Linked DNA regions of Homo sapiens: all the other regions are linked to region 1. The links are chromatin contacts, found by Hi-C or POLR2A ChIA-PET in ENCODE. All regions are on one chromosome and are shown on one strand. Each heading gives the region's core, a stretch centred on a gene start or an enhancer-like site at or near the end of the contact. The rest is flanking DNA. Distances are from core to core; before and after follow the strand shown.

The links. A loop is a pair of places that touch in the nucleus more often than their neighbours do. ChIA-PET counts read pairs that join two places held with the same protein, here RNA polymerase II (POLR2A). Pooled maps may share reads with other maps.
Region 2: a map of A673 shows a loop between it and region 1 (3-fold over the local background). The contact joins two enhancer-like sites. A Hi-C loop is called at or near these places in 1 of 168 maps with a recorded cell type or tissue (A673) and 2 of 50 pooled maps. POLR2A ChIA-PET finds 5 or more read pairs at or near these places in 1 of 52 experiments (H1).
Region 3: a loop to region 1 is called in a map of A673, with 3 times the contacts of the local background. The contact joins two enhancer-like sites. A Hi-C loop is called at or near these places in 1 of 168 maps with a recorded cell type or tissue (A673) and 1 of 50 pooled maps. POLR2A ChIA-PET finds 5 or more read pairs at or near these places in 4 of 52 experiments (AG04450, OCI-LY7, activated T-cell and 1 more).
Region 4: a loop to region 1 is called in a map of A673, with 6 times the contacts of the local background. The contact joins two enhancer-like sites. A Hi-C loop is called at or near these places in 1 of 168 maps with a recorded cell type or tissue (A673) and 3 of 50 pooled maps. POLR2A ChIA-PET finds 5 or more read pairs at or near these places in 1 of 52 experiments (activated naive CD4-positive, alpha-beta T cell).

The regions. Positions count from the first base shown.
Region 1 is chr6:15,105,424-15,112,370 of GRCh38, forward strand. No RefSeq gene overlaps it. Among named protein-coding and RNA genes, the nearest start is that of JARID2-DT, 140 kb to the right of the region's middle. Within about 2 kb of position 4,153, at least 2 of the 41 ENCODE cell types and tissues checked have a DNase peak (open chromatin) inside an H3K27ac peak, as active enhancers do.
Region 2 is chr6:15,488,212-15,495,158 of GRCh38, forward strand. The region is part of intron 6 of JARID2 (jumonji and AT-rich interaction domain containing 2); the gene reads left to right. Among named protein-coding and RNA genes, the nearest start is that of DTNBP1-AS1, 54 kb to the right of the region's middle. RefSeq lists an enhancer at 3,479-3,980. Within about 2 kb of position 3,365, at least 8 of the 41 ENCODE cell types and tissues checked have a DNase peak (open chromatin) inside an H3K27ac peak, as active enhancers do.
Region 3 is chr6:15,433,520-15,440,466 of GRCh38, forward strand. The region is part of intron 3 of JARID2 (jumonji and AT-rich interaction domain containing 2); the gene reads left to right. Among named protein-coding and RNA genes, the nearest start is that of DTNBP1-AS1, 110 kb to the right of the region's middle. RefSeq lists an enhancer at 5,371-5,440. Within about 2 kb of position 3,757, at least 2 of the 41 ENCODE cell types and tissues checked have a DNase peak (open chromatin) inside an H3K27ac peak, as active enhancers do.
Region 4 is chr6:15,384,684-15,391,630 of GRCh38, forward strand. All of the region lies in intron 2 of JARID2 (jumonji and AT-rich interaction domain containing 2), which reads left to right. Among named protein-coding and RNA genes, the nearest start is that of JARID2-AS1, 140 kb to the left of the region's middle. RefSeq lists enhancers at 566-1,326, 2,718-2,797, 2,808-2,917, 5,540-5,899. Within about 2 kb of position 5,698, at least 5 of the 41 ENCODE cell types and tissues checked have a DNase peak (open chromatin) inside an H3K27ac peak, as active enhancers do.

The DNA of each region.
Region 1 (6,947 bases), core at 2,903-5,402:
CTAAATTTTTTCTTTTTTTTTTTGTATCTTTAGTAGAGACGGGATTTCACCGTGTTGGCCAGGCTGGTCTTAAACTCCTGACCTCTTGATCCACCCACCTTGGCCTCCCAAAGTGCTGGGATTACAGGCATGAGCCACCGTGCCTGGCCCAGAGTCAGTCTTGCAGTAACTTGGCACAGTATCATATACATAGCAAACTACACATTCCTTCATGCATTCATTCAACAAATATTTACTGAGCATCTTTTTTGCACCAAGCCTAATGCGAGAGAATGGCATGCAATGATGAACAAGATAGGCGCACCCCTGCCCTTGTGAAGCTTGTAATCATATGGAGGATATAGATAGGAAAACAGTCAATAACAGCACAAAGTGGTAAGTACTCTAATTGGAGGAGTACAGAATAATACAAGAGCATATAGGAACCACACTGAGACCTGAAAGATGAAGAGCCAAGTGAAGACTTCATAAAATTGTATTAAATATAAATGATTTAAATTAAAAATTACCAAATATACAAGGAATGGTGAACATAACCCATCAAGCAAAAACAGGGAGGAATTAAAGGTAACTCTTGCCCATTTTAGAGATACGCATCATTTGATTTGCCTCAGATGTGCTTAGGAATTTTTTTTTTTTTTCGAGATGGAGTCTCGCTCTGTCACCCAGGCTGGAGTGCAGTGGTGTGATCTAGGCTTACTGCAACCTCCACCTCCCAGATTCAAGTGATTCTCCTGCCTCAGCCTTCCAAGTGGCTGGGACTCAGGCACCTGCCACTACACCCAGCTAATTTTTGTATTTTTAGTAGAGACAGAGTTTCACCATATTTGCCAGGCTGGTCTTGAACTCCTGACTTCAAGTGATCCTCCCATCTCAGCCTCCCAAAGTGCTGGGATTACAGGTGTGAGCCACCACACCCAACCAGACTTTTTTTTAAAAGCAGGAGGGAGATGTTTTGGAAGGTAAAAAGCCACAGGCTCCCACCAGGAGCAAGAACCAGTGAGTGAGGCTTCCAGATGAGGCTGTACGAGCATTTTGGTGGCATGCAAAATGTAGGGATTCAGGAGGAGGAGGGAGGATGGAAGGAAAAAGTTGAAAAAGCAGTTACGAATTGTGAAGAGAAATGATAGTGTTTATTTCTAAATGACAACTCTTTATCTTCTTACCCCAGGCCTATTTGTTGACAAGCCATTCTGTCAAAATCTGTTGGTCAAGGAAAGGGAGACCCACGTACATGTGGCACATTAGGCCTTGATCTTGTCTCTGTTGGAATTCAAAGGCTCTCCCGTAAGCAATCAGCTTCCTAATGGGCACAAGGCACCTCTGGGAATGGGAATTTGACCAGGTTTGTCAAAACCGCCAGACAGAAGCAGAGTCTTTCTCATTTTCCTGTTTCTATCACAGGAGAGGAGCAACTCCAGGGGCCATGCCAGTCCTTCAAGGACAAGAGCTAAAACTACCGTGAAAGCTGCTTACACATTAGCAGGGCACACACATAAATCCATCACATCTATTTTTTAAATCTGGATGAATAAAACAGATACAGGCCGGGCACACAGTATATCTTGGAGCTGTGGAAACAGCTTATGGAGTAACTCAATAGAGTGAAGGATTCTCACTCTCCCTCTCTCTCTCTTTCGAATCCCTATCGCCAAGCAGCAGTGAATTAAAATTGCCTGAGAAATCAAGCAGGTGGTAATCGCTTCTCTGTCAGATAAGTTATCCGAGGACAGACTTTTTTCTGAGGCGGTTACGCTGTCTTCCTCAGCTCCATGATGCAGAAACCCATAGAGATTAAAATCAGCTGCATCGTGGATACAGTTACACCCTAAAAAGAAAAGGCGTGGATGACTAGGGGAATGCCCAGAGAGCCCTGGGGTGGAGAGAGGCCGGGGAGGGTCACAGGGGCTCCCTTGAACCCAAGGCCACAGTGATGAAGACTTGGTCATGTGCCTTTAGCTTCATGGGGAGAACTGTGACAGCCAGAAGCCAGAACATGAGTTTTGCTGGCCTCTCCTCTGACTCCTGTTTAGTACTAAAGCAGGGAGGAGTTGGGGTGGGGAACTGGGGAGAGGAGGTGGAGGAAAAGTCCAGACCAGTCATCACACGATCAGCAGAACGAGTCCTTATGGGTTTGACAAATGTGGGAAGATTAGAAAAGATCTTGGGCTAAAAACAAAAACAAATGTCTTCCCATTTTCTTTACAAAACTCCCAGCCCCTCTCACCACACACTTATATACCCCAACCCCAACTAATCTGTCTTGAAGATAAACATGCTTTTTCTAAACTCTAAAACCTGTCTTCCATTAATGCTAGTCTGGAGAGTGAAGCTTTCCCTGCTGACTGATTACAGAAAATTGCTTATTTAAAGAAACCTGGACTCTCTCTTGCAGACAATGGCTTCCATTCCGGACATCATTTCAGAGACTTCCGCACAAACAAGAGAGACTAGCAAGCACCTTGAGATAATCCAGGTATAAGGGGAAGAGTACAGAGCTGGTTCACACAACCGCACCCTCACTCACACAGACACAAACACACAGCCCAACCCAGAAACTGCACCACATAGGACACAGCTGCATTTGGGCCTCTAATTACTTTACTGTCTAATTCATGCTAACACAGCAATTAGTGATAACGCTCAAAACACTCATACACATCAGCTTGACGACATTTAATTATGACAGTAGATGTATCGCACTTCAGGAGATATGTAACTTAGCAAGGAATAAGAAATCTATATGGATGGCCCATCTAAACCACCATGAAATAAAAGTAGAGGAAAGTCATGAAATCCTCACTTTGTCATTAAAAGAAAATGTTTAACGGGTGTGTTTTTATGTGAAATATGCCATTTCCAGATGCTGATTGGAAATCCGGTCTCGCTGGCTCAGAAAACATGATTAGGTTTTTATTTTTCAAAAGAAAGGAAGTGAGAAAGGAAGGAGGGAAGGAGGGAAGGAAGGAAGGAAGGAAGGAAGGAAGGAAGGAAGGGGGGAAGGGTAGCTTGGCTCTTGATTATTGCTTGATGGCTCTGTGTATTCATTCTCATTTTCAGTACCTTAGACATCAGCAGAAGATATAAGGGAAATGGGACATTTTTTGCTGGGATGCTCCTTAAGATGTGCCATTTGCTATTGGTTTACATGGGGCCTGTTCATGAGATATGATTAATAGTTCAGCAGCACTGCCAAAAAGCACATAAATCTGGCCATCCACAGTGTAATTGACACACTGCTTGTCTCGCAGATACCTACAGCACTTGCTTATCGCAGTCTAATCCCCCAGTGGGTATTCGAAGCAGCTGATTATGCAATGCCAGTTGCTTACACTACAGTTTGGGGGTCTTTTCCTTATAGCACCCAATTAGCTGTGACACAAAGCCCTACTCCCCTTGATCAACCTTGACCAGGTGTTAAGTACCAGCTGAATGAACGCAGGCGATAGCACAAATGCCACTGGAGCACCCGGCCTAAGCAGAGCGGGTGTTGAGGTGGGAACCTCCACCTACGCATTCTGCATCAAGTTGCCTTTGCTTTAGACTCGCCAAGCACCCTTGCTTTGGTTCCTCACACCCAGATCATAGCAATCTGCCACCGAACCCTGCAAGGTTACCACGGTGAGCTCCACCTGTCTTCTCCCCGACCTGCCTCACCCTCTCTTCCAGCTCATTCAACATCTCTCCTTTCCAAATCAAAATCCAGCAGCTCCTCACATTGACTTGCCGTGGGAACTTCAAAACCTCAGCCCCGCTCTCTAGTCCTCTGATTTCTCCATTTCTATGAAAATTTTAAAAACAAAAACAACACTGACTTAGCAGAGCAGCAACTGGGAAGATTAAAGATTAATAATAAACAAGTTGTAAAGCCCTTTGAAAGCATAAAATGCTGTAGGAGTAATTATTATCATTGTTATTAATCACCTCAGTTCATCACATAGAGTAAACATGCAATTATAAAGAGGGGACTCTTAAATGCAGTATCAGCAGCAAGACCCATTTATTACAATGCTATTTGCTTGGATTCCATTACAGTTATAAAATTTTGTGCTCATCTAGCACTTTTTGTCTGAGAATGTCAAAGTGCTGTACAAGCACAGGCTCTAATTAAACTAATCCTTGCAACACACAGGGAGCAGCAGAGAGAGGCCACTTCCAGTTGTGTAACTCGCCATCTAAGCACATCCTGTCCTGGTCTGGGGAGGTCTGCCTGCTGAGGGCTGCATCTAGAAACTTCCGAAATCTAACATTCCTAGGAAAGTCATATATATATGTATGTAAAAATATGTGTGTGTATATACATATACACATATACATATATATGTATACACATGTGTATATGTATGTATACACAAATATGTGTGTGTATATATACACATGTACATATATGTGTATACACATATATGTATGTGTATACATGTATACGTATAGGTATAGATATACATGTATACGTATAGGTATAGATATACATGTATACGTATAGGTATAGATATTCATGTATACGTGTACGTATTCATGTATACGTGTACGTATTCATGTATACGTGTACGTATTCATGTATACGTATATGTATACATATATACACACACACATATTTTTAAAGCACAAATAATTAATGTCAGGCATAATACACAAAGGTTTCAATATCTTCTTCTGTGTGGGAATTATGTATTCAGTGTCTTGCTAGTAACTCACATATACCTCGATCCTGCCATTTTGGTTTTTTGTTTTGTTTTGTTTTTGTTTTGAGATGGAGTCTCGCTCTGTCTCCCAGGCTGGAGTGCAGTGGCGCGATCTCAGCTCACTGCAAGCTCCACCTCCTAGTTTCACGCCATTCTCCTGCCTCAGTCTCCTGAGTAGCTGGGACTACAGGCTTCTGCCACTACGCCTGGCTAATTTTTTTTTGTATTTTTAGTAGAGGCAGGGTTTCACCATGTTAGGCAGGATGGTCTCAATCTCCTGACCAAGTGATCCACCCACCTCACCCTCCCAAAGAGCTGAGAATACAGACATGAGCCATCACACCCAGCCTTTTTTTGTTTTTTGAGATGGAGTGTTGCTCTGTTGTCCAGGCCGGAGTGCAATGGCGTGATCTTGGCTCACTGCAACCTCCGCCTCCTGGGTTCAAGTGATTCTCATGTCTCACCTTCCTGAGTAGCTGGGATTACAGACACCTGCCACCATGCCTGGCTAATTTTTGTATTTTTAGTAGAGACGGGGTTTCACCATGTTGGTCAGGCTGGTCTCAAACTCCTAACCTCAAGTGATCCGCCCAACCCAACCTTCCAAAGTGCTGGGATTACAGGATTGAGCCACTGTGCCCAGCAGATCCTGCCATTTTGGCCCATGGTTTGTGTGTTTTCCATCAAACAGAGCCTGAGAGAAAGTCTTCTGTGCCTTACTGTTTGTAACATTGCCAGCCTGGAAGTTCTCATACAGTGATGATTACTAATGACAGTAAATGAGTTTACACAGAAAAACACAATGAAAACAGTCTATGTCGTCAACATCTTGTCCCTGTGCCAGTGTCCTGCTCATCTGGGAAGAAAAACCCAGCTGTGGATCATTCTCATACAATATTACAGTATTGCCAAAACTTTGTTGTAGGTTTTGGTGTAAGTAGATGGACAGTTTTGACTGTAATAATAATTCTGCCCTACCACTAATAAGAGAAGAACAAATTCCATTCTTGGGATTTTGCATCTTTCCAATGGAAGAAGCATGATGCAATAGTTTCCAAAGTAGGGTTCTTAAACCCCAGACTGTGTGCAAGATGACCCATTGAGACCCAGAAAGGGCAGAGTTAGACCTCTATTTTATTTACTGTATTCTATTATATTCTGTAAAAAAAAAATTACATTAATTTTACTAATGTGTTATGCAATTTGAGAGTAAAACTAGTAAATATACATATACTGAGAATTCCCAACTGGGCAAGCAAAAATGTTTGAAGAGTTCAAAAAAAAGAAATGAGCAATATTTTCATAGTGAAAGACAGGTGTATTTAGGTTAGACTCTACTTCTTCATATTAGAAATGTTTTTGGGCTCAGTGGTTCATGTCTATAATCCCAGCACTTGGAAGGTCAAGGCAGGCAGATCACCTGAGATTATTAGTTCGAGACCAGCCTGGGCAACATGATGAAACCCCATGTCTACTAAAAATACAAAAATTAGCTGAGTGCAGAGCATGCACCTGTAGTCCCAGCTACTCAAGAAGCTGAGGTGGGAGGATTGCTTCAGCCCATGAGGTTGAGGCTACAGTGAGATATGATCACACCACCTGGTGACAGAGCTAGGCCCCTGTCTCAAAAAGGAAAGAAAGACAGACAGAAAGAAAGAGAGAGAGAGACAGACAGAGAGAGAGAGAGAGGAAGGAAGGAAGGAAGGAAGGAAGGAAGGAAGGAAGGAAGGAAGGAAGGAAGGAAGGAAGGGCAAATGTTATTGGGCCAGGGCCAGCCATAGTGGCTCATATCTATAATCTCAACACTTTGGGAGGCTGAGGCAGGCAGATCTCTTGAGGCCAGGAGTTCGAGACCAGCCTGGGCACATAGCTAGATCTTCATCTCTCCAAAAAAAAAAAAAAGAGAGAGAGAGCGAGCCACGCACATTTATCTATAAAGATTTGTTAAAGTCCCTGAAACCAAAGAGGATTTGTCAGGCTGGGCTGTGATTTCAGCCCTCATTCACACAGCAATTAGAATAATATTGGGCTCCCCATGTAGTTCTGACCACATTTAATTGTGACCACCGTGGGCTATGAAACATTTCCAGAAATCAAAGAACCTTAGCCCAAAGTAATACTGCCTCCCAGGTTCAAGTGATACTCATGCCTCAGCCTCCACAGTAGCTGGGATTACAGATGTGCGCCACCATGCCCAACTAATTTTTTTGTATTGTTAGTAGAGGCAGGGGTCTCACCATGTTGGCCAGGCTGGTCTTGAACTCC
Region 2 (6,947 bases), core at 2,115-4,614, 380 kb after region 1:
AAGAATCCCTCAGGGCTTGGCCATTATTGCTGTCCAGATGTTCCCATTCCTGGACATTGATTTCTCACAACCCTAGGGATGAGTAGTGGGGATAAGGGCAGGTTCCTGCAGGCACACAGCTGAGGGCTTGTCCCCGGACAGGTGGCATTTCACTGATGCCTCGTGCTCCTGTTCCCCCCTCCATTTTAACATCCGCTAAGTCATGGGATCATTGATGAGCTTTCCTCACAGAGTTAAAAATAGAGGGTTAAAATCTTCCCTAGAAGAGACTGGAGGCTATGATCCTTAAAGGTAGCTTCAGAGGAAGTTGTAGAGGGGACGGAAGAGATTTCCTGGCTGGCAGTGTTGCAGAGTGACTTACATGGTTATTGTGGTGTGAAAATACTCGATTTCGTCTTGCGGTAGAGGTGGCCTTTCTCATTCTTGGTGACGTTGTGGATATTTCTCTCTGAACGTGAACATGTGACTATAGTCACACATAGGCAGACAGGTATGTATGCATGCACATGTGAACCTTTACCTAGCAAATAGTATGCAGTTGGGGGGGTGGGCATGGCAAGAATCACCACATTTACATTTCCACAGTCCACACACACCTAGCACATATTAAACACTGGCCACTGTTGGCCAAAACAGACCTCAGTTTTCCCAGAGACAACAGCCACGGTGTGGAATTGGGCCACACCATGTGCTCACCTGGCGTCTCTTAACCATTGGGCCCCGGATTGTCAGCACTGGAGGCACAAAGCCCAGGGAGGCACCGAGCTTTGGTCCTGGGTCTGTGATTCTTCACTCCCCCGCTGTTCCCAATGCTGTTGGTCTGATGGAGAATTGTACAGAACTCTCCAATGTGTAAGGTTTTTGCTCATGAAAGAGAACAGAATTAGAAGCAACCCAGGGAGAAAGACAGAAAGACAGTGATTACACCATGTGACTGCATCCTGTCTCCTTTCCCAGAATCCTAGAGTAGGGTTAAGTTGTTTTTGTTTATCTTCTATTCATCCCACTATGCTTTTTTGAGTTTTTTTAGTTTACTTGTGGTAAAATTCTCATGGGCCACATCAGAACTGGAGGCCATATCCAGGTGAGCTTCCAGATCTTGCCTTTCTGCCCTGAGAACCCATCCTTGGGATGGCGAGGCAGGAATGAAGGGTGGCAGAGGACCTGAGTCATGTACATGTGACTGTTCATGTTCTCATGCACGGACAGACACGGGTGCGCACATCCTCTTGCACGGTCACGAATAGGGATGCGTGGGATACGCCTGTCATCTCAGCTGGTCAGAGCTCACTCTCAGCACTTGGCCTTCATTCAGTTCAAGGTTTTCATTTGTAAGGGGATGAGAGGAATTAGTACAGTTGGACAGAGGAAAGAGCTGAGGAGGAACAGAAAGTACTGCCTTAGCCTGGGATGGCCCTGCCTGCCCCCATGCTCCATGGCGTGTTCGTGTGACCTGTTCCCTGTGCAGGATCTTAGGTGCAGGAAAGAGGTCCTGGGGTGCCCCTCACACAGCCGGCCTCTGTCCTCTGAGTTAGTGCAGGAGTTTCAGCTGCTTCCGGGGCTCAGGGTAGAGTCCTTGCAGGGAGCGCCATGTGCTCATGCAGGGCATCCTGCAGGTGTTGACGGGGATCCTCTCCTGTCACCCTTTCCCCACTTTCTCCCTCTTCCCTCTCCTCCTCCTTCCCTGTTCCAGTCTAACCAGCCCAGATGGGTTGACCCATGGCTCCAGATTCTAATTTGGCTCTGACTCTGACCTTCAATGAGACTTGAGATGTGATATTTAACCTTCCTGGGCCCTATTATTCCTTTGGAGCCAGTCTGGCCAACTCCTTATACCAGGGACATTGTGAGAAATAAAAGGAAAATTTTCAAACCCTCAGATCCTATTAGTTAAGTACTCTGAAAATAAGGTCAGTAAAAGCAAATTGTAGATTCCCTTGTGACTGCTTGATACAAGTGATTAGACTGTGACCTTTCATCTTTTCAACTGCATGAAAGATATGGGCCCAGAGGATACTCTGATCTTTCATTTCAAATATGATATGTGGATTTTTTTTTGTTATTGTTCAGCTTAAAAGCATAAATGTGACTGTATTGAAATGTGGAGGAATGTAATTTTTAGGGGGTGCTGCCGAGAAGTGCCTTTGCTCTGCTTGCTATAATGAACTGTGTGGGTGCATGCACCTGTCTTCCAAGTCTAAAACCACTTCCCCTCGTGCGAACTGGGCAATGCCATTTGATAGTGTGTGCGATTTATGGAGTCCCTAGAACCCGAGAGTTAGAACACACCAGTGCGTACTTCACCTAAGCCTTTTTCTTGGTGAGAGGGCTCTGGCCCCGGCCGTTTACTCTCGATTATACCAAATGAGCTGTCTTTGTCATGGAATGCACATGCCTGTATAACATTGCATTGTCATGGGGCTGGGAGTGCCCCTGGGTAATAATTTGGTTGTATGGTAAGGGTCTCACCAAGGAGCAAATGGTGTTTTTCTGTTGCTTTCCTGCAGTAGTACTTCTGCTTACATGCAGTGACAGAAAGTAACAAGTTTAGGATAGTCCAACAGACGAGCTTTATTTCTAGCAAGGGTTTTGAAGTATTAGTTTTCCAAGAGAGTCATGAGCAGGTTTTGTACTTGTGTAGAAATTTGTGTGGTTTGTAAGCCAGGATATTGAACCAGATGTGGCCACATGTGATTCTCATTTCTTACGCTGAGGCTGAGTGTGAGAAGAAAATGATCAACTGGCTAATCCCACTGGTTTTGCAGGACCTTCCATTGAGCTATAGGCTACTGTCACTGAAGAGGTTTTCATATGAAAATGTACAAGCCTTGCAGAAAAATCCTGCCCTAGTAAGATTCAGAGAGGGCCAAGGAATTGAGAATATTCTTTTAAAGTTCTGGAAAATACGGCTATTGAGAAGGAAACATAGAAAATCATATTAGTTTTTAAAAAAGTTAAAGGTTTTCTTCTCATGACATTATTTTGTCATTTGAATTGCACTTGCTGGTGGTGGGGTATTTGTGACTCAGTTACATTGCCTTCAGTGGGAGGAGAGGTTATAGGTACATCTAGATTGCCCAGTGGAACCCAGGCATCTCTTTTAGAGCACATTTGCCTTGGCCTTGGCCTTGGCTAGGAGGCTCCTGCCCATCTGCTGCTGCGGTCAGTGTTTGAGCAGGCTGCTCCTCCCCTTCCATAACTCACTGTCTGTCCAGTGCATTTCGCTTCTGTTTAGGCTCTTTGTTTTTGATTCAAGTTTTAAAGTGCAAATGGACTACCCCCAGCCACCAACTGTTTCTCTCTCTGGGCCTCTGGTTCTGTTTTGAAAGGCTGGCAGAGGCCTCGGCTCAACGGCTCCCTCTCGTGGAGAAGAAGAACTTGCCAGTGAATCTGAGGTTGAACTGAGGACAGCGTCATAATCTTGAACGACTAAAACATTTTTGCTTAGTTAACCAAAAACATCAGAGTCATTTCTCATCTTCTGCTCTGCCTTGGAAGTGCATGTTTCTCCTTTTCATCTGTCATCATACTGAGTTGATTTAAATATTGTGTGTGTCGGTGGTGGGGTGGAGAAAAACCCATAAGGATGGAGGGGAGAGATTTTATATTCTTAAAGCAAGCACACAGAGTGTGGATTGGGTACAGTTTTTAAGATGGAATTTCTGTTATTAAGAACAAAGTCAGGTAGGAACGTTTGATGTCCTGGACTTTCATATCTCTCACCTTATATCCCTTCTGCAAGAAGAATGAGGTATTGTTGCCAGTACTCATCTGGCCGAACGTAACTTGAAAATGCTCTCAACCTTGCCTGTTAAATTGAAACCATTCTCTTATGACTAGGAGGGATTGCTTTAATATCTCATGGCCGTGTGCCTGGGATCACCTGAGATACAGGTGACGGATGGCTGTGGGCCAAGGAGCACACGCTGCAGACACCTCACTTTCTGCAGAGCTGGGTTGGGGGCTGGGGGCAATGGGCTGAGAAGCCAGAAATCCACAACAGAGCTGAGAGAAGGAGTAACTTCAAGCACTTATGTATAAAGCTGCTCAGCTGAAATGTATTGTCATTCAATGGAGGGTCCTGCTGTAGCCCACGTCGGCGCTAATTCTTCAGTGAGTTCAGATGACTTCCTGTGTGTGCTCTTCTGTGGAATCCCTCAGGACGTGCAGCGGTGGCCTTCCTTGTAGTGCACTGGCTGCATAACTGGGGCTGTGTGGTTTTAATTGATACAGAGGTGGGTTGAGGGAGACCTTCGGTAACAAGGTAAGACAATGCCTTCCTCCATTCTTCTGTTTCCTTTTGTACTGATTAAGTGTTGGCTCCTTATAGACAAGTCCAGGCCAGGAAAAGGGGTGTCCTTTTGTTAGATTGGTGGGTCCCAGGTTTCCCCACAATGGTGGTGCTGGCTGGGTTGTTGGTTCTGTTTTATTTCTCCCTTTTAGGACACATGGAGCAGCTTAAGGGGCTTCCTATGTTAGCTTTTCAGCTCCCCTGTGGCCTCTCGTGGTGGGCATAGAACACGGACCCTCTGGGTTTCGAGGAGGAAGATGGCCAGTGACACTTGCCTTTTTCAGTCTTCGTAATTGTTTGAACTTCGCTGGTCTGTGTTGTGGGTGAGATCCATCTAGTCTTTGAGCTTGTTATATGGGCATGCGTGTGTGATATCTGGGTGGATACTGTTGAAGATAACTCCTATAATAAGAAGGAAAATATTGCAACTCATTTCTCTCATAAAGCAAGTTATTTGAATGTATACCTTGCCAATAATTCAGTATTTAGGTTTTCAGAAAGATGTAAACAAGGTGTTCCTTTTGCCATTGAAGATAGTGATATATAGAATTCAGCTGTGTTGAAAATTTACTTCCCTGTAGCATTGCTAGCCATGAACTCAGGTGCCCCCGAGAAGCCAGAATGGATGGAACCAAAGGCCTTACACTCTTATTTGAGATAGAATATGAGAGACATAGCACTCTGGTATTTGGACAGCGGTGTTAGGGAAGGGTAGGGTCCACGGATTTGTGGGAACACTGAGACATCTGAGGCTTTTAAACACTGATTCCCTTTCTTGATCCTCACCAATTAGCACAGAATCTAGAGGGAAGGGATTTACATTATTTTGAAGCTCCCCTAAGGGTTTTAGGGGTGCCAGGTTTGGAAAACACTGAACTAAACCTCAGCAAGTAGTGGTGGCTGATGCCTGAACCTCACAGGAGTTGGGTTATGTCCGGCACCATCTGGAGTTTGCCATTTTGATTAGCGATATACGAAGCCGCACTGTGTCCGTCTCCTTAAGGAGACTCTTGTGCTGGGAGTAGGGCTGAAACAGATTGCACCCCTACAGGTTAAAAGGAGATTGAGCCAACTGTAGAGGTGTTGTCTTTTGCTGTCTGAACCTGAGATAGAGCCCTTCCCCAAGGTCCTGGATTCCCTGAGGCCCATTCCCCCACCCCCACCCAGCCCCACCAGCCTTTGTTGCTGGAAATAAAGATCAGCCCCAGCTGGAGTTTACTGTTTGCTTTTGTTTTTCTAAATGTTTTGTCTTGTTTTGGTTTTAGTGGAAGCATTTGAAAGAACAATTAAAACTAAGAGATTTGCATTCCTCACTATACCTCCTCTTGCAGATTAACAGTACTTACCACGGAATATTTCTGTTTGTCCTTACCCCTGGTTTTATAAATCTGTTTTAAATTTATCATTGCCAGGTGCTTTTTTTCCTCTCCAAAAGGGTTTCGCATTATTTATTCCAGACCGTCTGTCAGTCCCACTTTTTTTATGGGTGACTCATGGTTTAAGAGCCAGAGTGTGATTCCTGGGTCTTCGCTTCTGCCTCTTCATGGGGCCTGAGATCTGGCTCTAGGAATGAGGCCTCCATGGGCCTGGCTCCTAAGAGATGATGTCCTACCAAGAATTTGTGGCTTTGATTGGACTGCACTTAATTGGTGGCATATAGAGAAATACAGGTCTCAGTGGCTTCTTTCCTTTTTGATTTTTATAAACTTCACTGATACTTCATTCAGTGGTTCCAAGCGCGGTCCCCAGGTCAGCACACAGCATCACCTGGGACTTGGTTAGAAATGCACATTCTCAGTCCCATCCCAGACCCTCTGACTTGGACACTCTGCCGGTAGGGCCCAGTGATGTGTTTACATCAGCCCTCTAGGGGATGCTGAGAGCCACTGGTTTGGATGTTTTTGGCAAGTCTTTTTTTTTTTTTTTTTTTTGAGACAAGAGTCTCGCCCAGGCTGGAGTGCAGTGGCATGATCTCGGTTCACTGCAAACTCCACCTCCTGGGTTCACGCCGTTCTTCTGCCTCAGCCTCCCAAGTAGCTGGGACTACAGGCGCACACCGCCACACCCAGCTAATTTTTTGTATTTTTAGTAGAGACGGGGTTTCACCGTGTTAGCCAGTATGGTGTCAATCTCCTGACCTTGTGATCCACCCGCCTCGGCCTCCCAAAGTGCTGGGATTACAGGCGCCTTTGGGAAGTTTCATTCCATGCCCCACCCCCACTTAAGGGGGGTCCTGGGCCAGGCCTAGGTTTAGTACAAAGGTCACTAAGACTCATTACCCGCCATCTGGGGACCTTCGTCCCCATGTGACAGCAGCCTGCACAGCCTTGTGGTGGCACTGGTGTTTCAGTACCCTCTGGGCCATCACTGCATGTGGCCAGCTCTCCTGACCAGGAAGTGCAGGCTCCCCCGACCCTGGCACCTTCCTCTCGGGCTGTTGGGGAGAAGAGGGGGCTAGTATTCTGTGTTTCTCAGTAATTTTGTGATTTTTAGGCTTCTTCCTTTGGAGATGGTGGTGGTTATAAAACCCTGAAGTCCCTGACTTTAACCTCATATCATAGACGAAAAGTAATGCCCAAGGTGTTAAGTGATGGGGCAGTGGCCACATTGTGACGCAGAGAAGACATCTTCTCGAAACCAGCATGTCTGGCAGCAG
Region 3 (6,947 bases), core at 2,507-5,006, 330 kb after region 1:
GTCTTTTCCTGATGTAAGCAACTTATTAGAGCAAACAATGTGATTTAATCTTGGATTTCCTTTGTATTAGGCGGTCATATGCTGGCTTTAATTTTATATTCATAAGATGATTCCCAGCTTCCTGTGGGTTGCAATACATGGTGCTTCCCTTGGCCAGGTCGATGCACCCACTACTGCCCACCCACATCAATTGCATCATACAGGACTGGGGATGTTTTTCTCCATTCTTTTGGGGATATGGGGGGAAAATTTGACAGTGCTTTCTCCCTGATAGTTCTTTTCTCTTATAATTAGCATTAATGGATGATACTGTGGCTGACAATAATGCAATATCCATCATACCCCTGTTTTTTAAATTCTTTTAGGCCCTAAGAGTTTTTCCAGTAGCCCTCACTCTCCAGGGTGTGTGTGTGTGTGTGTGTGTGTGTGTGTGTGTGTGTGTGTGTGTGTGTCAGGAGTAGAATAGGGTTGAGAATATGTATGTGCCAGTGTACTTTACTTTCCCTGGTTTCACATGTTTCAGCTTGGCATGAGACAGTTTATACCCAGTGGGGGAATCTGCCCGTAAAACACAGGTACCTCCGTAAGTCTGTCTCCACCCTTCACTGTGTTCCTAACAGTTTTTTTTTTTATTTTTATTTTTTAAACGAAGTTTTGTTGTAGATCAGAGAATGAGAGATGACATTAAATAATACTGTAGCTGTCCCTTGATGCACAGAATTCATGCTTCTGTGATGGACAATTCCATATACTCCTCAATCAGTGACTTATCTTTTAAAATGGAATTTGTTGTATTTTTAGCCTGTGGGGTTGTTTAGGGTGGTGGTATCTTTCAGAGAGTGTTGCACATAGATAGATTACGAGGAGCCAGTTCCCTAGAGGAGCTGATGGGGAGAGAGATTTTCAGAAAATTCTTAGAAGGGCAAATAGGGTCAGCTGTCATCTTTGTTTATTTTAACCACTGTGAAATGTGGAAGAGAATGCATTGGTTTTTCATTGTCATGACAACAGAGGCTCTTCACACCCCTGGGCACAACAGGAAATGAACCCATTCATTTATCCAAGTGTGAGTCTCAGAATCCCATTATGTGAATTCCATGGAGTGTTAATTCAAGTATTTTGATAGAATGTTATTGTGTATTCTCCAGCAGTATTTAATAGTTGCCTAATCCTACTCAAGTCACTAAATACCCTTCTTGATCTGCTGTTTCCTCATCTATCAGAAGGAGATAAGATTTTCATCTATAGGACAGTGTTTCTCAGCTTTCCGTATCTTGGGCCTTAACCTCTGCTGGAAGAGGACTTTGAAGTTTTGCAGTCTATATAACTCATGAAATTTTTGCTTTCTACTTCTCAAGTAGGTTTGGGTTTCCTTCAATAGAAAAATGGTTTGTTACTGCCAAGTGAGAGCCTTAATTCTGGCTAGTTTATTTTTGATTTCTAGAAGCTCTGTTTGGTTCTTTTCAAATGTTAGGTTACACTCAAATGTTAGTTTCAATGTTTGTTCAGTGGTAGTTTCAGTGTTCACTGTTTCAGGTGTTAGTTTCCTGTTTTTCAAACTTGGCTTTTATTTGTTTTAACATAGTCTGATGATTCAAATTACTGACTGACATTTTCCCAGTTGGACATCTGCTGGGTTTTCCTCATGGTGCTTTATTTCCCCTGAATGTGAAAAGTTGTTTGAGGGGGAATTCATTGAGGCCTGAGATGAAAAAACTCTTCTTACAGAGGGTTCATGTATGTTTTTGCTACATACCTTAGGGTATCATCAGTCCAACATTATTTAAACTAAATTCAGGGCTTGAGAGATGATTTTTATATTCCAAATCCTCGTGAGGGCCGCTTAAGTTTTACAACTTCTCAGGAAAGATATCCAGCCTTTGGGAATCCTAGCTGAATGTAAGAAAGTTGTCTCCTGTTAGAGCCCCATTTTAGGGCTTGGAGGGTGGTAGGATGCCACCTTCCTCCCAGTGCCAGTGCTAGGGAAATCAAGTTCAGGTTTGTTTGTGTCAGAAGCACAAAAGTGGGGTCATTTCTCCTTGGGTAGGTCTGGGTTCTAGCTTTTGTTCTTAGAATTTCCATCAGTAATTTCTTGTTTGTTTATTACCTCATTGATGGCTTTAATGACTTGCTTGAATATCTTGGCCTGCTGTATTCCTGGAAATGACTCATGATGCCATGCTTTGCTACATTTTATTTTTTTAATTTTAAATAAATACATTTTACTAATTTGAAATCGAGTAGATTAATAGTATAAGCTGTTTGGCACATTGGAGTTTCAGTGCCTTGAGGATGAATTCCAAATTTTTTTTTTTTTTAAACTTTGAACTTCAGGAGTACAGAGCAAACCAATCCCAAAGCTAGCAGAAAACACAGAAAAGCTTTGCTGCATTTTATGGTTTCTATTGAAATGGGGAAGGTTTTCTTGTCCCCCTCTCAGGGCGTGCGATGGAGGAGTGGCTCACTTCTTCAGTGCCCCGCTGCTCATACCTCTAGGGGAGCATACAGACGGGCAGGTTGTAGGGCTGCAACCCCACAGCAGTCTCTAGGGGTGAATGTTTACAGCTGAAGTCCCAGTGTGCATGTGTTACAGGGTGCTCCTTTAGTTTGCTGTCTATAGGCGGCTTGTGTTAGCTCAATTAGACTCCCTTCCTTGAGGACAGAGGGATTTCTGTAACCCATGATCCTACCCTTGGTGTATCAGAAGAATCGGATCACACGTGGGCTTGGAGAATGATCGCAAGGTTTTATTGCATAGAAGTACCTCTCAGCAGATGGGAGAGCCAGAAGGGAGATGGTTTTCCCCTGGAGGCGGGCTGCACGCTGGTCGATGGCTTACTGGCCTGCCAGTGCTCTTCTGCGGCCGTGCTCTCCACAACCAGCCGCTTGTGTCGTCTTCCGCTGATGTGTTCCTCAGGACGTCCAGCAGCTTGTGTCTATGTCTTGCTAGGGTCTTGGGTTTTTATAGGTTTTCATAGGCCCAGGATGGGGGCGTGGCAGATCAGGGTGGTCTTGGAAAATGCAACATTTGGGCAAGAAGGCAGAAGTGCCTTCCTCACTTAGGTCTTGGGAGTAGAGCCCTAGCCAGGGGCCACGCCCTTCCTCTACCCAGCTTTTCCCTCCCCACCTTCCCTATCATTTAAAGGGACCATGCTCTTCTATTCCCAGCACTCCTGTATCACTTGTTGCCTACCACCTGCGATGCCCTGTTTGAGAAGCATGATTAGAAAAATCCCAGCAATCTTTTCTGTTTCTAGTGGTGTGGACTCCTGCTTGGAAGGCTTTTCTTGTGATTTTTTTTTTCCCCCATAATGTTTATATTCTGTGTTTTCCTATTCAGTTATAATGAGTTCAGTTCAGGGGAGAATGAGGTTCAAGTGGACTGTGCTTCCCTGAGAGAGCAATTGAGTGCTCTCCTGGTCACATAGGTCTTGCACTTCTGGAGCTCTAAATGGAACCCTCCCAGCATATCCAGGTCCTTCTTAGAGCCCGACTGCAGGCCACCCTGTCCTTCAGCCGTGTGATTTTACGGTTTTACTGTTCAGCTTCAGCATAGATTCTACCTGGAAGCACAGGGGTGTGTGGTCATCTTTTCTTCCTGGAAAGGTCCCTTTTGGTGAATGATTGAGTTCCCAAGCCAATTTCTGTCCCAGAGGGAGGTTGTTTCAGGGACTGGTTGGGAATGGCAGTCTCCACTGACTCCATGGTGTAGTCTAGGTCATACTTTATGTTGTGAGGCTGTGACTGGATTATGTCGCACTTCATGAAACCTAAGGCTTCCTGTTCAGACCTGAAAGGCAGAAACTGTGTCTCCTTCATTATCCATTCCCTAAGGTCTGTCCCCTTTTATGTCCAGCTGAATCACACCATGAACCCTTGGCCTCAGCTCCTTATGCACTGTCCTTTACGCTTACATTGTGGAAGTCCTCCCTTAACCTAGTTAGTTACTAGGGTTGTCTATCTGCAGTGCTAGTTTGTGTAACATTCTCTGCTTTTAAAGTTGTATGACATAAAAAAATAGAAGAAACGTATTTTAAAAAGAGGAACTTTTTCTCTACCCTCTTAAGTTCAGTTTTGGGGAGCCTGCTAATTAAATGGATGAAAGACAGATTAGCAACAGGGAAAAAAAAAACAGATTTAGTTGAGTTCACAAAGAAATGTGACTCTAAGAGGAGGTTAGAATTTACCATCCTAGAATCGCTTGAACCCGGGAGGCGGAGGTTGCAGTGAGCTGAGATCACGCCACTGGACTCCAGCCTGGCAACAGAGTGAGACTCTGTCTCAAAAAAAAAAAGAAAGAATTTACCATCCTAATGGGATGTGGGGGGCAAAAGGGCGATTCTGGGAGGACAAATAAATTCTTAGAAGAGGGTGGAGAAAGGCCACTTAAGAAGAACAAGTGAATTTTTGGAAAGGTAAGTGGGCCCTTAGCAGAATAGATAGAAGATAGAATATTTTTGTCAGTGTCTGTTAGTATTGTTTTCCAAACCCACACAGGTTTAATGTCTTGGGGCCTGTTCTGGGTATGAAGTTACTATGGCTGCTTTTTGATGGTATTTTGGAAATGGGTTGTGGGGTGGTGGGATGGGGAGGAAACTTGAAGTATCCAGCTGGAAATGTTCTCATTTACAAATTGCTGGAGGAGAAGCCTCAGCAACCCTTCCCAGGACTGATATATGGCTGGGAGTGTGGAGTTTGGCAGTGGATTGACACAGTTAAAGATGGATGCCTCTTTGATCAAAGGGAGACCATTAGGGCATGTTGAGGCTGGCGGAATCGGAAAGTTGCATTATAAAGAGGGTAGTTATGCATCCCCCCTCCCAGTGCCTGTCACCCACATCTTTATGAACATGATTCTGCATTTGCCCAGTTGGCTGGCATAACATTCTGCTGAAGTCAGCAGTGAGGGAGATGTACGTACGTAGCTTTTTTCATCTGTGAATTGCAGAGCGTAGAAGGATGTAGTTCATTTCCATGATTCCTCTGCACGTCATTGTTTCTGACCAATGTGGACAAAATGTGAGTATTTTTCTGACAATTCCAACTTCTTTGTTATTGTGGTTCCTCCTGGCAGCCCCCGCTTTAAAGATCCTTTAGGCAAATGTTATCCTTTCTCTTCAATGGTGGCTTGCCTTCCTGTGGTGGGGGCAGCATAGCTTGAAAAGAGCTAGGAAGCAGTTTCCCTCCACAGTATCCTTCTATCTGCTCCATTGAAATCCCTTACTGTGGCCATGCTCGGTGGCTCACACCTGTAATCCCAGCACTTTGGGAGGCCAAAGCAGGCGGATTGCCTGAGGTCAGGAGTAAGAGACCACCAGCCTGGGTAACATGGTGAAACCCTGCCTCTAGTAAAAATAGAAAAATTAGCCAGGCATGGTGTTGGGTACCTGTAATTCCAGCTACTCAGGAGGCTGAGGCAAGAGAATCGCTTCAACCCGGAAGGGGGAGGTTTTAGTGAGCTGAGATCACGCCACTGCACTCCAGCCTGGGTGACAGAGCAAGACTCTGTCTCAAAAAAAAAAAAAAAAAGGTGTGGGGGGTGCTTTTTCTGGTTCAGGCAGTGGAACAGGGGAGAATGAGGCAAACCCAGCTACAGTGCCTCTCATAGGAAGCATCACAACCATTAATTACTCCTGGTGCAAGAGGACTCAGTGAAGCTAGGTTTGAGGTTGGGGTAAAAGATAAGATTTTGGACATTGCTCATTTAAGAAGTTTTTAGCTGAAAAATCTTATCATTGGCTGCTTTCATTGTTGGAGGTTTATAAGCCTGTTGCATGGATCTCTATCCTCCTCCTGTACTTGCACCCCTGCTGTTATGTTTTATTAGGATGTCGTGCAATTTATTCTCCCGTTTCTTTCACTCCTGGTTATACTTTTGATCACCCTTCCCTCTGTTTTGTAATGCCATCCAGAAAAAATGAACAGATAGTGAGGCTTTGTGAGGAACCTACGATGGATATGTGGCTGCAGCCTTCTTTGGAGGGTTTAAGCTGCACTGAAGGAGGCTGACCTTGTGGCTTTATCATTTCCTGTCTACAGACAAGGAAAATGGGCTTAAGCAGGAGGGATTAATGAAGGACTTAATTGAACAGGAAGTCTTTGTCTTTTAGCCCTTCAGAATTACACACAGCTTGGGTGTTTTTATCTTGAGTCCTGTTTAAGAGATTGGACTTCTTTTCTCAGGATGTTTCCGGAAACTGAGTGGGGATCAGAAATTGTCATGGAGTTAAAATGCTAAAGAAGAGGGGTAACAAGCCAGCTTCATTGGATGAGGAGAAGGGCTTGTTTTGATTTCCTCATTCTTCCCAGTCTCACCCCTGGGAGTTTCTGCTACTGGCTTGGCTCAAAGCCTTAAAAACCCATAGAGTACTTTTATAATGTCACAGCAAATGCAAGCATGTTGTCTCTGGAAAGGAACTCTGAGGCACATGTGTTAAACCAGCAATGCTGTACCTTTAGCAGAGTGTTGTTGGTTCCGTGCCTGAAACACAGATAACATACTTGACATCAAGACCCCTTGTGAATCAGAGAGAATGACTTTACCTTCTTGGAAACGTTTTGACTTGAGATGTAGTCAGAAGATATTCTCGTCCGACCCTTTGAGGGTTCATTTAAGCCGTACGCAATTAGATGAACATGTATGTCCTGCAGATACTCACTGCTCATCTGTTGTCCACTGCCGCTGTCTACATATGTGACCTCTTTCAATTTAGTGCACATTCTTGACATCAGGTGGATTCACAGCTTGCAACAGCGGACTGGTCCTTGGCTGATAAAAACTGGGAGGACTTTCATGTTGTACTGAGGCGAGGTGTCTGAGGTCATGGAATGGTTATTAAGATTGTAATCGAGGTAGAATATTGTGAGTTGGAAGGTTTGGGCTGACCCCTTTGCATCCTGCCTCCCAGCCCCTCAGGTCCCTCCCTTTGGTTTGATTCAGTGATGCC
Region 4 (6,947 bases), core at 4,448-6,947, 280 kb after region 1:
CCCCATTTAACATCCCGCCCCAACCCCCCGAACTCAAGTTGCTGGGACTTCAGGCATGTGCCATCATGTCCAGCAAATAGACACAGTGTTGCCCATGCTGGTCTCGAACTGCCGGGCTTAAGTGATCCTCTTTCCTGCCTTGGCCTCCCAGAGTGTTAGAATTACAGGTGTGAGCCACTTCACTAGTCCTTAGTGAACCTGTTTGAAACTCACAGTACCTTTTGATTCTGAACTTGTACTACTGCTCCTGTTCCACGTTGTCATACTTTCTAGCTTAGGTTATGTTGCAGCCTCCCTGTGCTCGCTCAGCTTCTGCCTTTGTATTCCTCCTGGCAGCAGCCAGCATAAACCTTTAAAAATGCAAATGAGGCTGTGCTATGCTCTGTTCTGATTCTGGCATATCTGCCTATGCTCTTAATGTGAAAGCGAAATATCCTCATGGCTGGCCACTTGATTGGGCCCCCGTATCACTCTGTTCTCATTGTCTCTGTCCCTCTTCCTGGTATTTTAAATACACAAAGCATACTCTGTTTAGCTCTAGCTGATCCTTCTATTGAGAATTCTCTCCCTTCTGGTATCTATGTGACTTGATCTCTCTGTATGTTTCAGGTTCCCCTTTAAGTGCCCCCATACCCTGGAATGTTCCTTGAACATTCTAGTAAAAAGGGTACCTGCCTCTGTTACTCCTTAGCGCTTTACCTTATGAAGTCTGTCTGCACAGCATTTCTCACTGCCTGACATTGTAGTACTGTGAGGGAGGGACATGTGCGTGCGTTTATTCTAATTTATTTATTTATATAGATTTTTTAATAGATTTTTTAAGATATAGTTTTTTATAGATATTATTTTATAGATATTTATTATTTATATAGATAATTATCTAATGTGTCTAGCCACATTAGATTGTAAGCGCTTTGAGAGGAAAATTCATTTGTGTTGACTGCTGCTTTTCCCTGTGCCTGGGATCTCCGAAGTCTGTGTTGTGTGAATGAGCATGCAGACGGCTCAGTGGCCCACCTGCATGCCACCCACGTCTCTGCCGCCCCCTTTCCAGCACCTCTTGTTGCCATGCTGTGGATGTGCCACTCTCTGTTCAGGGGACTGAGAGTCTGCCAACTGGGACTCCAGATTTCATTTTAGAAATGCTCACACCGTGACACCCTAGGCCCCCAGATGTCAGCTCATCTTATTTTCCCCATTGCCAGAGGGAATGTGCATTCATAATTGTGTGATATGTCTCACTATCATAGAGATTCTTGGAATAGGGTCAGCCTTGTGTCCTTTCTTTCTGAACCACATTCATCGCATCCCTGTTTAGGTACAAGGTATGTTGCTTGGTGGTTTAAATTACAATTGGGCTTTTAAGAAAAAGTAAAAAAATTATGTCTCTTAATTCTCAATTGATGATTTTTGTACTTTTACTAATATTTTTGGGGTTAATTTAATGGGCCTTAGGTGTTAAGCAGCTTGTACAAGGCCACCTAGCAGAGAAGTGGTCAAATCAGGGTTTGAGCCCAGGTCTTCTGACTCCAGATAGCTATCTCTCCCTCTCCCCCACCCCTCTCCCTCTCCCTGTTCTTCTCCCCCTTCCTTTCCCCCTCTCTCTCCCTCTCTCTACTTCTGTGTGGGTGTGTGTGTATGTGTGTGTTTAAACTAAGGAAAGCCTGTGAAACCACATATCTCCAGTATGTCTTGTTGTGACAAGTGTACACATATAACCAAGTGAGCAACACTCCAGTGTAGATAAAATACCTTCCTATCACGCTGAAAAGGTTCCTCCTTCTCCCTTCAGTACAGTTGACATGTTTGTTTGTTTGTTTGTTTAGAGACAGAGTCTTGGTCTGCCACCCAGGCTGGAGGGCGTTATAACCTCAAGATCTGGCCTCAGGTGATCCCCCCTCCTACTGGCATTACAGGCGTGAGCCACTTCGCCTGGCCGGTTGAGTTCTTTAAATGTATTTGCTCATTGTGGAGTTCCTCAACACCACTGCCTGTATTTTTAAGAGCTGTTATGCTTATCGATGGGTTTATGATGTTTGTCCAGAATGTGCCGAATGTCTGAGAGTGTTGGGGACTGAAAGTGCCTCAAGGCCAGAGGCCCATGTGCATCCCCTTAGCAGCTCCAGAAGTGGCTTATGTAGGCACAGTGTTGGAATAAGAACCCTGCGATTGGAAAGATGATGACATTCTCAGAGTCAGACTGTCTCTTAAACTGGCATCATGGTTTTTGTTCTGAACTGTTGTGTAAACTCAGAGCAGATGGGCTTTGGAGGAGGCTTCATTCTGACTGTCTTCAGTGTCACCTTTCTCGTATAGCACATTAGCCACCACTGTTTTTAATCTGTGAGTATTCGGAATACTCAGCCTGGGTGTGTATTAATGTTAATAATTAAAAATTCTGGAGCTAGGGTCCCAGACTTGGCTTTTTTCCCCAGAGGCACTCTATAGAGACATCTGTAGGTCATGTCTTTTGCTAGTGCGGTGTCTTTAGTTAGACTGAATCCTGTGAGGAGCCCATGATCTCCTTGTCGCCCTTGAGGATGCCAAGACAGTGTGCGTGTGCCTGTGGTGGGATAGGATTGCTAATCATATTCTTGCGGCTGTGGTGAAAGTCTGTATATTAGTCAGCTCAGGCTGCCATAATAAATTACCTTAGACTGGGCTGCTGATATAATAGAAATTTCCATTTCTCACAGTTCTGGTGTCTGTAAGTCCAAGATCAAGGTGCAGGCCAGCTGGGTTCCTGTTGAGTGCCCTCTTCTTGGCTGGTTCCTCTGAGTCTTCCTCCTCATGCGAGGACTCCAGCCCTCTCAGGTCAGAGCCCTGTGCCCCTATGACCTTATTTACCCTCGATCACCTTCTCATGGACCTTAGGGGTTAGAGCTTCAACAGAAGACTTTGTGGGGAGTACATTACAGTCTCTGCAGGCCTTGGACATGGTGACAATTTTATTCCAGTCTAACTGTAGATTAAATTAAACTCCATGTTAATCTGCAGCATGTTTTCTTTCTTGCTTGTGTGATACTAGAACATTTTCCTGGTAAGTCAGGAAACCCTTAGAGCTGTTTGACCTTTGAGAAGCCTGGATGGAGTAACTGCTTTTGACAGGGGGATGGCAGTTGTGATGGTCCTGGGAGGATGTTTCTGTTGTCATAGATTATTTGGGGAAGCATTGTGGAATTATTTGAGGACTTCTGAGGTCGAGGGAATCCTATCTGTTTAACAGTAATTCATCTTATCTACCTTTTGTGACTCCCAGCCATTTTTTATTCTTGACGTGTAATAGAATAGAAAGACCCTGCAGGGTCACCAGATAGGGCTTCCTACAGCCAGAGGTGACTTGTTTGTGAATAGGATTTATTGACGTTCTTTCTTATAGAGTGATATTGTTCCCTGCTAGAGAAAGGCTTCATGTGTTTTCTAAATCTTCGAATTCTGTGATATGTGTATTTAAGTAGCTTTAATTACTATCAGATTTATTGTAATGGACTAGGGTAGTTTTGCTGTGCTTGTGAATGTCTTAGATCTGATTTCCCTCAAATTTAGAGGGCCCTTTACTTAGCTTTTGGAAATAACCTGTTATTACTTGAGCCACTTTAAATGTTTAGAGTCCTGTATGGTATATCTTTAAAAGCCAGAAGAGTGATTACTAGATATGCTTCTGGGAAATTACCCTACAGTTCATAAATCCCTTAATTTACAATTTGATTTTTAAGCTCACCTGCTGCCAAATCTCATCTATCCTTTTAGCTTCCTCTATAGGCTTTAAAATGTTTCTGTAGAGTCCCAGATTTAGCTTCTTCATAATTTCTTTCCCAAGGATGATAAAAACAGTACAAGTCTATCGTTCAAGGAGGTGTGGGGATGAGGAGAGAAACATGAGCTATTTTATAATATATTATAAAATATATATATATAATTTTTCTACAACAAACTATAATATAAAATATATAAATATTTTATAATATTTTATATTCGCCAGTGACATCCCATTCTTGATTATAAACCGGCAAGGCCAAACCTGTACCCTGCCATTGACATCCAAGGAGAGCTGTCTCTTGTGTTTCATGGTAACTTATGCCCCGCATGCTTTCAGACCCCGTAGCTTCTCTCCCTGACCTGTTACTAGTGTTCTTGCTTCATTTATGCTTTGGAGCTAATGGCTGGTTCAGCTCTTTCTGTGTATACACAGAAAGGTTGTCTTCCTGTGTGATCTGCCCTGCCCTTGTCATCTGGGTAATCCTTAACTGAGTCCCTGTTTTCTTTCTGCAGTTAGGTGGGTGCCTGTTCATGCTTGGTACTGCCATCTTGGTGACGGGGAAGGCCACGTGTGGAGGCTCCCAGGCTAGCTTCTGGTGGTCTCTGAAGTGGTAGTCTGCTTTTAGCTTTCCATGGCTCTCAAAGTTATGCTGCCATGTGTTACATGAAGGCAGTCCAAGGTCTCCATTTTGCAATCATTTAACTGTCTTTTATATTTAATCAATTTATTTAACTGTTTGTTTTTATTTTTTCTGTTGCCCAGGCTGTAGTGCAGTGACACGATCTCAGCTCACTGCAGCTTGCGTGCACCGCCCCCAGCAACCCTCCCACCTCAGCCGCCTGAGTGGATGGGACTATAGGCACGTGTCACCGCCTGGATGATTTTTAAATGTTTTGGTAGAGATGGGGTGTCACTGTATTGCCCAGGCTGGAACACTGTTATTTTTGATAGTCTGCTTCCATCCCATGTGATTGGGGTTTTCACCAAGGGACCCATGCTTTTGAATGCTTATTTGAAAAATAGCATCTTGCCTCCTTTGAGAGTGAATTTAGAAGAATGCATCTAGAGTGATCTGTTCCCTAGGGGCTCCCCCAGCAGTGTACCCTCCATGAGATGACTTTGTTCCTAGTGTCATTTGAAAGGGCCTTCCAGTTTGCTCAGTTGGAAAGTGTTACAGAGTTTTAAAGGGTGAGCTGGAAGGCTCTCAGCTGGCACTTTCTGAATCCCTCTGAGGAAAATGTTGGCAAACTCTTCACTCTGCCTGAACTCTTTTTATAAATGGAGAAGCCAGGAGTTGGGAAACTACCACACAAAGTGAGGTCGAACCCTCTGTGGAAACGTGTCATTATCCTAGCTAAGACAGTGGACTATTTTATGGTAATATGATGGTATGGACCCCCTCCCACCCTTTGATGTTTTGATGTTTCAGAGAGCCCTTCAGTTCATCTTCCTGCTACCAAAAATAGAAGTGTGTAGTGCAGCAATTTACAGTGTATTTCTATTTTTAACTGGAGAGACTTTTTTCCTAGAGATGCACATGGCTTTTAGTTTCCTTCTTTGACAACTTAAATGAGGAGGGCGGTGCTTGAGTGCTTTATTCAACAGGTGTCCCACCTTCTAAGGAAAGTCCACTTTTTTCACCCCCTGCCTCCTGCCCTTCCCTGTTTCAGAGAACAAGTTTCCACAGTAAGGAGGAGGAACTTGCCTTTGATTTATTCTCATATTTGTTGTCATCTGTCCACTTGCATTTCAGTCTGATGAGAAACCCAATGTGAGTGCGCCATGGAGCTCGAGAGGTTTCCATGCTCCTGAGCTGTCTGACTGCAGAGCCTATAGCCACTTCTGCCTAGTCCCCAGAGAAGCCTAGATATGGAGAAGAACCCAACAGTGCTTGTTGGTGTGGGGTTCTCTATCCGTTCATCGCCGCACTGCCGCACACTCAGGTCAAGCAGGGACGTCCTTCTTAGCTCTGTCCACGTTGTGCAGCCCATGCTTGGTGCTTCTAGCCTTCTGGGGTCTCCCTTTATGGACGAATTCCAAGGGAATAGGTTAAGATTGCCATCAAGTGGCTGTTCTTGGTAGTGGATGTTGACATCCCTGCTGGCCGATTTCTTAGCCCCTCTGTGAGAAACTCTGTGCAAGGGATTGCCTGTCCTTTTGTGGGGGTAGGCAGTTGTTGACAGAGCTCAGGTCATCTCTGGGAACGCAAGCTGGGCCTTCTCATGTGTGCTCTGTAAAACTGAAGGAAGACTGGGTTGTCCTTGGATCCATGAATACAGACCATCAGAGATTTCCTGGAGAGAATGGCTGGGCATCTACCCTCCTGCCAGCTCAGGTCCAGTAGGCCGCAGTCCTCCAGCTCTGCTAGTGGAAATTGTTGAAGGATCACACTGTCATCCCTGTAAGTATGTCCCAGGGTCCCACCAAGGGTTCAGAAAACCGACAAACTTGATACCACCATCTGTTTGGTTTGTTGTTTTCCGTCTCAGAAAATGGGATACTAATTTTTTTTCCTCAGAGGTGGTATTCTTACGATGAATGCAGTTGATTTATTTCAGGTTCTTAGTGCCTGGAAGAATGTAAACATTTAAAAGGGCGATCATTATTGAGGTTGTAGATATACAGTACCCCGTGACTTCCTATTTGTGCTGTAGCTTTGTCATGAAGCAGGACACCTAAGGGACGGTTTTCAAGTTGGTTTGCCCCCTTCTAGGTTCTGAATGCCAATGTCTTGTAATCAGGCCTCACCCTAGGGCTTGGCGAGCTGAGACTGCTGCGGCCCTGACAAGCATGGAAGGAAGGATTGCCTCTCTAGTTTTCCCCAGCAAGGCATCCTCAGTGGTGTTGGTGAAAGCTGCCCTGTAGGCGTAGTCGGTGTTAGGTTTGTATAGGAGGGGTACCCCACAGACTATTGGGTTCTGAAGTCTCTGAGGAGCCCTAGCAGAGAGTTTCAGAGCCAGCATGTGGCATGTAATGGAGGCTAGATCTGTGCCAGCTGGGTCAGTGGGGAGGCCTGAGACAGACAGAGGGGAGAAAGTGACTGTGGGAGAGCATCCGATGGGAACAAGCTCTAAGTTAGGGTCAACAAAAGAAAATTCTTAAGGCCTATCTATTTTAGGCAGCTTTTTAGAAATGATAAAGGCTGTGTTATGCAACCATTCACTTTGCAATCTGTCAAATCATATTA